2 separate regions of the Homo sapiens genome follow, and region 2 is linked to region 1. A link is an interaction called in ENCODE POLR2A ChIA-PET data of the cell type or tissue named here. Cell type or tissue: OCI-LY7. All regions are shown on one strand. Region 1 overlaps NTNG1 (netrin G1). Region 2 overlaps NTNG1 (netrin G1).

Region 1 (5,000 bases):
GTGGCAGATGCCTATAACCTCAGCTACTCGGGAGGCTGAGGCAGGAGAATGGCGTGAATCCGGGAGGTGGAGGTTGTAGTGAGCCAAGATCGCACCACTGCACTCCAGCCTAGGTGACAGCGAGACTCCGTCTCAAAAAAAATAAATAAATAAAAATAAATAAATAAATATAGAGATTTATTATGAGGAATTGGCTCATACAATTACAGAGGCTGACAAGTCCCAAGATCTGCAGTTGGCAAGCTGTAGACCCAGGAGAGGCAATGTGTAGCTCCAGTCTGAGTCCAAAGAGCTGAGAACCAGGAGAGCTGATGGTGTAGTTCCAGTCCAAAGACCAGCAGGCTCAAGATCCAAGAAACAATGATGTTTCAATTAGAGTCCAAAGGCAGGGAAAAAAACCCATGTCCCAGCTTAAAGGCAGCCAGACAGGATGAGTTCTTTACTCAAGGAAGGGTCAGCCTTTATGTTCTATTCACTAACTGGATGGAGCCCACCCACATTAGGGAGAGAAATCTGCTTTACTCAGTTTACCAATTCAAATGGTAATCTTACAAAAATACCCTCACAGACACACTCAGATTAATGTTTGAGCAAATGTCTCTGCACTCTGCATCCCATTCAAGGTGACATATAAAATTAACCATCACACCTTCATCATTCCACCCAAAACCAATGGGCTCTAGTAAAAGAGAAGAAGGGCTTCTCTCTTATTTTCCTGAGAATGCCACAACACTTAGTACAGAGCTGGAATGCAGAAGGTGCTAAACTTAAATGTGTTAGCCTCCTGAATATGTTCTGGACAAAATATGCTATAAATCAATTTTATCTAGTTTTGTTTTATTCTTTGATATCTTGAGTATATATATTTGATGCTTCCTATGTACATCACAGGTAGGGATCAGACCTTTTTGCCTTACAGCTTCTGTTCTGAATCTGATTCCTTACTAAGGAGACTCTATTAAATACTTGTTGATTACAGTCTTTTTTGTGTGAGGAGGAAAATAGTACATGCAGACATTTATTTACTAGACTTCAGTATTAGCAGTCAATCATTATCTCTTCATAGCAACATTGTCTCACTTTTCAGGTCTACCATGCTCCCAAAAGTCACTGTCAGCTCTGACCATACCTGCTGTTCACCACTGCTCACATATCCCACATACTTGCCTCCCCTCCTGCCTTTGCTTATGCCATACCTTCTGATTGGAAGCTTTTCTTCCTGCATTCTTAACATGGAGAATGCCTACTCGAATTTCAAGGCTCACATCACTGAATCTTCACCTTCAGCCTTTCTCATGTGGAAGAATCCATTGTGTCTTCAAGCAAGTTCCCATAACACTGGGTATCTACTTCTGCTAGAGTTTATTCAAGGAGTATTGCCTTCCTTGCCAGTCAGTGAAATTATAGGGGTCAAAGACGAGGTCATATTCAATCTCTGTATCTTAAGCACCTAGTACTCTACCTGACACACAGTAAGTCGTCACTAATTGTTCGATGAATAAACTAATGTGTACAATAAGATTATTAACAATGATATTCATGCCTAGTATTCCCTGGCCTCCTTCCAGGCCATTTAAATTTTCTTCTTTTTTTTTTTTGTCTTATTGAAGAGATGGGATAAACAGTCATTCTTAAAATTTTATCTTTGATGGTGAATAGAGGTCCTCCAAGAAACAGCTACTGTAACAGGATTAGATATGAAAGAGATTTATTGGGGAGAACTGCTGTGAGGAAAAAAGAAGAGGAAGCTGGGGGAGGCTGGGAAATTTGTCAGATCACCATGCAGGTTTAATCCTTGTGAAGGAGAGAGGGAAGGAATGAAGGTTAGATATGAAAAAGTGTTACACTGTGGTGCAGTTTTAAGAATGTTTCAAACAGCCAATCGGGAATCTTCCAAAGATCGCCCACCAGAGGGAGCTTTGTATCTCTCAGGAAGTGGCTGCGTTAATATCCTTGCTGAACTCAGTTGTTCGCTGGGAGCAACCCTTAGCAGTATGGACTTCCTAGTCAAACTCAGAGATGGATTTCAGAGCCCAGAAGCCAGGGCCCTTGGTCAGTTACAATCCTTGCAGTTAGATTTCAGAGCCCACATTTTCATGGTGACCACAGTGGCTTGAAACCCTTGAGGCAGTAGGGAATGTCCTTTATTCCCTCTACAGTCTTGCATCTAAACATATTTTAAATACAAAAAGCTCTCTTTAAATAATGAAACTATAGAAAGTGCATGGAAACCTTAAAACCATTTGAAATTATTTAGAATCCTAGGTAAGCTTCAATTGTTAGCTAATTCTGACATGATAGAGAAAAATAAAATACTTAAGTGAACAAAATTAAAACACTACAGGAAACTGTGGGCACAAATATGTTTCAAAGAAAAATCAAAGGTATCTTTTTGGCTTGGAAGTTTCTAATGAGTAGATGTTCTACTAAGGTCATAGTTTTTTGGATCTTACAGTTTAAATTCGAATGGCTTCCTCAGAAGAATCACATTTGACAAATTGTTGATGCTGCATATCTTGTGAGAAAGAACATGTAAGTCTGTTGTATAGAATAGAGCATATCTAATTTATAGGAGTTTTAAATGACAAGCCTTTTCTAAATTCCAAAAGGCTTTAAAAATTTGCATTCCTATAAATAAACCAGTCTTTCTTAGAAGCAACCTTAACTCTAATAAATAAATAAAACCCAATCGTTATTTCATATAACATTTTTCATGCCAGAAAGAAATGATTCAAGATAATATATGGCATAACTTATAGAAGGCAGTGCTATTAAAAACACGTGATTGGTTTCCCTGCTCAATCCCACTCTAGTTCCCAGCCCCTGCATTTGTCCATGAGCTCACTACTTCTCTCTGGATATTTTCTCATGGGCTTCATCTTGTTGAAAAAGGCCTTTGCATTTCCTCCCCACCCATAGTAATCCATTACTTCCTTGAAGATACCTTGAATTGGGAAGGACTACTCTTTTCCAAGAAGTATTTCCTAAAGAACTATTCTCTCAATTATCTCTTAGAGACTACAAAAGTAATATGAAGTATTGTCATTAAGTATTTGCATTCCTTTAGCACCTATATAAGTATACTCTACACTCTACTAGGTACTCTCTTACATGTTGTCTTTTCCTTAAGATCTTGTCTCACGTATTAAATAGAAAAGACTTCAGGGAAATAGATGATTCTTTTATTCCTTTAGTATTCATAAGCATGTAGTAGATCCAAAACAGAGGCTTTTATTTTGTGTTTATTACTTTTTAAAAATCAGACTAAGTGCTTATGATAAGAAAACCCAGGAATTGAAGGTCTTTTATTCATTGAATTTCACTGCCTAGAGGCAGTCTCTTTTAGGCTTTTCTGTTTTTGTTCTTATGGTGAATTTATCTCCATAACCTCTCTTTCAATGAGGAAGTTTTAGACAATATGTACTGATTCCCCACTATGAAATATGAGGATCTAATAATGGGTGCAGCATTATTTTCACCAGTTTATCTCCTTTTTTCATTGTTTGATGATTGTTGTATTAATTTGTCTTCTGTTGATTATTTTCGTAACTTAAAAAAAAGATTTTCTTGATGTCTTGTTCCATCAACATCAGTGAGCACTTAAATTCTCAACATGAGAATTTTAATGACCCTAAACTTTCTTCTACTTTCCCTTCTCCCATTCCACTGATCATCTCAGTTATTCTTATTTTTATGTTGTTAGGATTCTTAATAGTTACATTTTGTGCTATAACCATAACCAGGGTTTCATGTTTGATCCATAGGTTGATTCTAAAAGTTAAAATTCAAGTAGACTGGGGTTACTATGACTACATTGATGTTGGTCATGGATGAAATGAGTAATAGGATTACATTTCCTTCTCTATAGAACTATGGTCTTGACCCTTCAGTCACTCAGAGAGTATTTCCAGCACCAAAATTAAGTAGATTATTTAAAATGACCTCAAATTGCTTAAAATAATGTCACATTATTTTTTGGCTCATATCTACCTCATATTAATCTCTATACTTTTTTGTACAGTTTTTTCTTTTCCTCCTTGTTTTGTTATTGACAATGGAATGTATGTTTATCATAGTCTAAAGTTCTTCATCTTCTCAATTACAAAATTGGTTGTATATTGTCACCATTTTTCCTGTTTTCTTCCCTCTTGAATTCATGTTGGAGCAAAATTATTTAACAACTAGCGTGACATCATCACTGACCAATCAAGGCAGAAGTCATTTTTAAACAGCCAACTGGGCATTCCTGTGTGTACACACTAACAGCTCTGCCTAAGCCAGCAGCACAGATGCCACACTAGGTTTCTACCTTTCTGTTCCTGTAGAATGGCCTAATTATTTCTTGACTCTCCTTACTTCTGTTTTCTCCTTCATCTTTCTAGAATACATCTTTAGCTTCCTCCAAAGAAAAATGTGGAAAATTAACTTTAAAAGAGTGAAAAGTCTTTTACCTTCATTCTGCATTGATGACTTGGCTTGGAATATAATTCTGGGTAGAAAACAGTATTTCCTTGGCATTTTTAAAGCATTACTCCATTGGCTTTTATTTTTCATTTTTAATATTTTTAAAGGTGGGGTCTCTCTCTGTTGCCCAGGCTCGAGTGCAGGGGTGTGAACATAACACATTGCAGCCTCAAACTCTTAGCCTCAAGCAGTCCTCCCACCATGGGTTGCAGTCCTACCTGTAGCTGGGACTAGAGGTGCACACCACCATGTTTGGCTTTCAATGGCTTTTGGCCTCCAGTGTTGCTGATGGAAAAGTCTGATGACTTCTGAATTCCTGTTCCTTTGTTGGTGTGTGTGTGTGTGTGTGTGTGTGTGTGTGTGTTTTACTCTAAACCTTCTTGGATCATTTTTTTGGATTTAACTTTTTAATTTATATCTCCTAAAGATGTATGATGTGTTTCGGTGCTAACCTTTTTTTTTTTTTTTTCCCTCACTGTTTTGGTTATTCTATAGGGCCTCTCAATCTGAAGGTTAATTTACTTCTTTAGCTGTGG
Region 2 (5,000 bases), 77 kb after region 1:
CTTCATGAGGGCTTTGCTTCTGCAGCAGGCTTCTGCCTGGACATTCAGGCTTTTCCATATATCCTCTGAAATCTAGGCTTTTCCTGGTGACAGGTGCAAGCTGTTGGTGTATCTACAATTATGGTCTCTGGAAGACAATGGCCCTCTTCTGACAGACCCACTAGACAATGCTCAAATGGGGACTCTGAGTGGAGGCTCCAGCCCCACATTTCCCCTCTGTGATAAGGCAAGTCCCTTCCACCTATGAGTCTGTAAAATCAAAAACAAGTTAGTTACCTCCAAGGTACAATTGGGTAAACATTCTCCTTCCAAAAGGGAGAAATCAGCCAAAAGAAAGGGGCTACAGGCCCCCTGCAAGTCCAAAACCCAACATAGTAGTCATTAAATCTTAAAGCTTCAAAATAAGCTTTAAGGTGTGGATCAGCTTAAAGGCGGGCAGCTCACGAGGTCAGGAGTTCTTACACACTCTCTTTGTAATATGCCTGTTCCTGCTCTGCATTTTTAAATAAGTTCTGTGCACCTGCAGGCTTAACACCACATGGAAACCACCAAGGCTTATGGTTTGCACCCTCTGGAGCAGTGGTCCTAGCTGTAGGTGGGCCCCTTTGAGCCACAACTGGAGCTGGAGCAGCCAGCATGTGAGGAACAGTGGGCCAAGGCTGTGCAAGGTGGTGGGGCACTGGGCCTGGCCCAGGAAACCATTTTTTCCTCCTAGGTTTTTGGGCCTCAGATGAGGGGGCCTGCCATGAAAGTCTCTGAAATGCCTTCAAGGCTGTTCCCCCATTGTCTTGGATATTAACATTTGCATAAGTAAATTAACATTTTTCTTATGCAAATTTCTGTAGCCTGCTTGATCCTCTCCTAAAAATGGGCTTTTCTTTTCTACCACATGGCCAGGCTGCAAAGTTTCCATACTTTTACACTCTGCTTCCCTTTCAAATATGTGTTCCAGTTTCAAGCCATTTCTTTGCCCACACATATCAGCCAAAACTGTTAGAAACAGCCATGTCAAATTTTGAATGCTTTGCTGCTTAGAAATTTATTTTGCCAGATACCCTAAATCTTCATTCTCAAGTTCAAAGTTCCACAGATCCCTAGGGCAGGGCACAACGCAGTCAACATTTTTGCTAACACATAACAAAGGTGACCTTTACTCCTGTTCCCAATGACTTCCTAATTTCCATCCGAGACCTCCTCAGCCTAGACTTCATTGTCCATATCACTATTCACATTTTTGTCACAACAGCTTAGCAAATCTAGAAAGTTTGGAAGTTCCAAACTTTCCCTCATCTTCCTGTCTTCTTCTGAGCACTCCACACTCCTCCAGCCTCTGCCAGTTACCCAATTCCAAAGCTGCTTCCACATTTTCAGATATTTTTATGGCAATGCCCCACTCCTGAATACCAATTTTTGTGTTAGTTTATTCTTGCACTGCTACAAAGAAATACCTGAAACTGGGTACTTCATAAAGAAAAGAGATTTAACTGGCTTATGTTTCCACAGGCTGTACAGGAAGCATGGTAGCATCTGCTTCTGGGGAGGCCTCAGGTTGCTTTTACTCATGGCAGAAGGCAAAACAGAGCAGATGTCTTACATGGAAAGAGCAGTACCAATGGGTAGAGAGGTGCCATGCACTTTTAAACAACCAGATCTTATGAGAAGTCACTCACTATCATGAAACCAACACCAAGGGGAAATCAACCCCAATGATCCAATCACCTCCCACAAGGCACCACCTCCAACACTGGGGATTACAATTTGACATGAGATTTTGGTGGAGACACAGACCCAAACCATGTCAATGACCCTGAAGTGAGATCCAGTTTATTTTTTTCTACTTGGATAACTGATTGTTCCAGCACCATTTATTGAATAGTTGTAGAGATATAGAATTAAATTGGCCAGGCATGGTGGCTCATGCCTGTAATCCCAGCACTTTGGGAGGCTGAAGCGGGCAGATCATGAGGTCAAGAGTTCAAGACCAGCCTGGCCAATATGGTGACACCCTGTCTCTACTAAAAATACAAAAATTAGCCGAGCGTGGTGGCAGGCACCTGTAGTCCTAGCTACTCAGGAGGCAGAGGCAGAAGAATCGCTTGAACCCGGGAGGTGGAGCCTGCAGTGAGCCACGATTGTGCCACTGCACTCCAGCCTGGACGACAAACTGAGACTCCATCTCAAAAAAAAAAAAAAAAAAAAAAAAGAATTAAATCACCCCAAGTATTATGATATTAATTAAACCATTAAACACCAGTCAGTATGGGTGGAAACCTGTAGCGCTCAGCTGCATCCATGGGTAAAACCCTATGCTCAGCTACATGGGGATCATCAAAATGCCACTTGCATTCATTTCTGCTGAAGCTCAATAAGTTGCATGACAGGGACCCTCTCCCATCCCCTTTTGGTCCTCACCAATACAGTCTTTCAAAACTTAGTCTACCCCTAGCATCACTGAAAATTCCCACTTGTGGCCTGCACGCTTCCTCATCCGCTTCCACTGGACACTCTCAGAGAGCCCTTTTGTGGGTGTGCTCTGTCTCTCATCCAGGGAATGCCTATTGCCTGAGTGAGTAATAAACACTTCAGTTTTTTATGATAGCAAACTTTAGTGTGATGGGTTTGACATTATATACCTTAAAAGACAAGGGAGCAGTGTGCCCAGCTGTTAGTATCCTAAAAATAATTCACCCTTTCCTGTTGATAAGCAATGCTACTTCTGTCTTATATTGAGTTTCTCTCTACATGAAACTCTTATCATTGAATTTTTCATTTTAGTGAACAGATATTTTATTTCTAGAATTGTGTTTGGTTAGTTTTCTTTTTTTCTTTTAAACCTTCCTGATCATTTTTGATAGTCTCTGATTCCTCACTTGTGCTTTTAATTTTCTCTTTATTTCTTAAGGCTATCAAACATGGTTATTTTGATCTGATTGTTCAACTTTTCAAAGTCTTTACAGGTCTAGTCTTTTTTTTTTTAACTTTTTTATTGTTTTTTTTAATTGACATCATTCTTTTTACTTTTTCCACTGATTCTCACATAAGGCAGTAGTTTTCTGCTAGCTTTGTGAGTTTTTTTAATTCTTAGCTTATAATTGATGGTAATTTATCTTTCCCAATTCTTTAAATAATAAAGCAAATTTATGTTTTCTTCTTTACGTTACTTAGGGGTAATGGGGACTGGATCTATTTAAAGTTATAATTCACAGATTGCAGTCTTAAGGAACATACCAATAGAGTATATTCAAACTTCAGAGCACATAGTGTAGTAATCAGAAACCGAGATATTTGTTCATTTTTAACCACTACTTAGAGCCAAGCCCAAACAAATAAGTTTCCTTGCCAATTGTCTCAACAACATTTACAGGAAGTGTGGATGTCTCTATGAAATGTGCATATATAAACAGACACACACTAATTTGCCCTTTCTCATGAGGCCTTAACCTTTCTTGGGTTTCCTTCTTTATTTAGGGTTATCTTTGATGCAATGGCATCAGGTCTTTTCACAATACAAGTCCAACCACCGCCACCCTCAAACTCTAGGCCACAGAGATTCGGTAATCCATGGCTTCAGTAATGCTCTGGTTTTATTGTTTATTTCTGACCTCAGTGGATTTTTCTACATTGTTTTACACAGTCTCAAAAGTGTTCATAAATTATTGTGTCCTAAAAAGATTTTTGTGTATTCCAGACCACCGTCGTGGCAGAAACAAAAGTCTTCATATTTTGGGCTGTTTTACCTTCATGAAAATGTATTCACTATGAAAGGGATTTAGTCTGTTCTTCTCACCTTTGTCACCTCAGTGCCTGGAAAGTGTCTCCATCCTGGTTATACTTAGGGTTGTATCCAGTGATTATGCACATCTGGCATAAGGCCTCACATAGACATATTTTAAAAGCTCTTTAAGAAATTTTAATCCGATGCTAAGATTAAAATGATATTGACCTAGAACATACCTGGTAGAAAGTATATTCTCAAAAATATTTATTGAATGAATGAATAAATTTATTTATTTGTTTATTTAGAGACAGAGTCTTGCTCTGTCACCCAGCCTGGAGTGCAGTGGCACAATCTCAGCTGACTGCAACCTCCACCTCCCAGGTTCAAGTGATTGTTGTGCCTCAGCCTCCCGAGTAGCTGCAATTACAGGCGCCCACCACCACACCTGGCTAATTTTTGTATTCTTAGTAGAGACAGGGTTTTTCCACATTGGCCAGGCTGGTGTCGAACTCCTGGCCTCAAGTGATCTGCTTGCTTCGGCCTCCCAAAGTGCTGGGATTACAGGTGTGAGCCACCATGCCAGCCAGTCCTGTTGAATGAATTAACCAATTTATAAGAATGATTTTTTTTTAAGGAAGAATTTGGCTATTTTCTGAAGGGAGTCAAGTCATTAGAAGAAACGTATTGTATCCTTTGGGTATAGGAATTAAAGACCAATCTGGTGGTGGCTCATGCCTGTAATCCCAACACTTTGGGAGGCCAAGGCTGGTAGATCACTTGAGTTCAGGAGTTTGAGACCAACCTGGACAACATGGCAAAACACTGTCTCTAAAAAATATATAAAAGTTAGCCGGGCATGTTGGCGCATACCTGTAATCCTAGCTACTCGGGAGGTTGAGGCATGAGGATCTCCTGAACCCAGGAGGTGGAGGTTGCAGCAAGTGGGGATCATGCCACTGCACTCCAGCCTGGGCAACAAGGTGAGACTCTGTCTCAAAAATAAAAGACCAATCTGATGATGGGGAGAATTTTAACAAGTCTGTCTCCATCTGGGCCTAATCAGCAGTGCCTAACCAGACAACACAAATCACCAAATATAATTTTTAAATGCATTCACTGCTAGGCCCCACCCCAGTCAGAATTGGCCCTGACAATTGTGTCCATGGATTCTTTCCCTAGGTTACAGAGGACTAACTTATGCCCTATAGTATATGAGAGTACTATTTGAAAGAAATTATTTTCTGCTGACCTGATCCTCATTGAGCCATGATCTCAATTAAAA

Evidence for each region. ChIA-PET counts read pairs that join two places held together with the same protein. Peaks named below come from ENCODE experiments on the same cell type or tissue, not always from the same donor. Only the 100,000 strongest peaks of a DNase experiment are listed, where the experiment ranks them.
Region 2: POLR2A ChIA-PET joins it to region 1 with 23 read pairs; 2 of 35 experiments call an interaction of 5 or more read pairs at or near these places.

The regions. Positions count from the first base shown.
Region 1 is chr1:107,275,241-107,280,240 of GRCh38, forward strand. All of the region lies in intron 2 of NTNG1 (netrin G1), which reads left to right. Among named protein-coding and RNA genes, the nearest start is that of NTNG1, 140 kb to the left of the region's middle. In OCI-LY7, CTCF peaks have their summits at 1,885 (motif pointing right) and 2,092; a DNase peak (open chromatin) is centred at 1,931.
Region 2 is chr1:107,352,290-107,357,289 of GRCh38, forward strand. All of the region lies in intron 3 of NTNG1 (netrin G1), which reads left to right. Among named protein-coding and RNA genes, the nearest start is that of NTNG1, 210 kb to the left of the region's middle. In OCI-LY7, no CTCF peak of the experiment used is centred here; a DNase peak (open chromatin) is centred at 2,622; H3K4me3 peaks cover 674 bases; H3K27ac peaks cover 2,187 bases.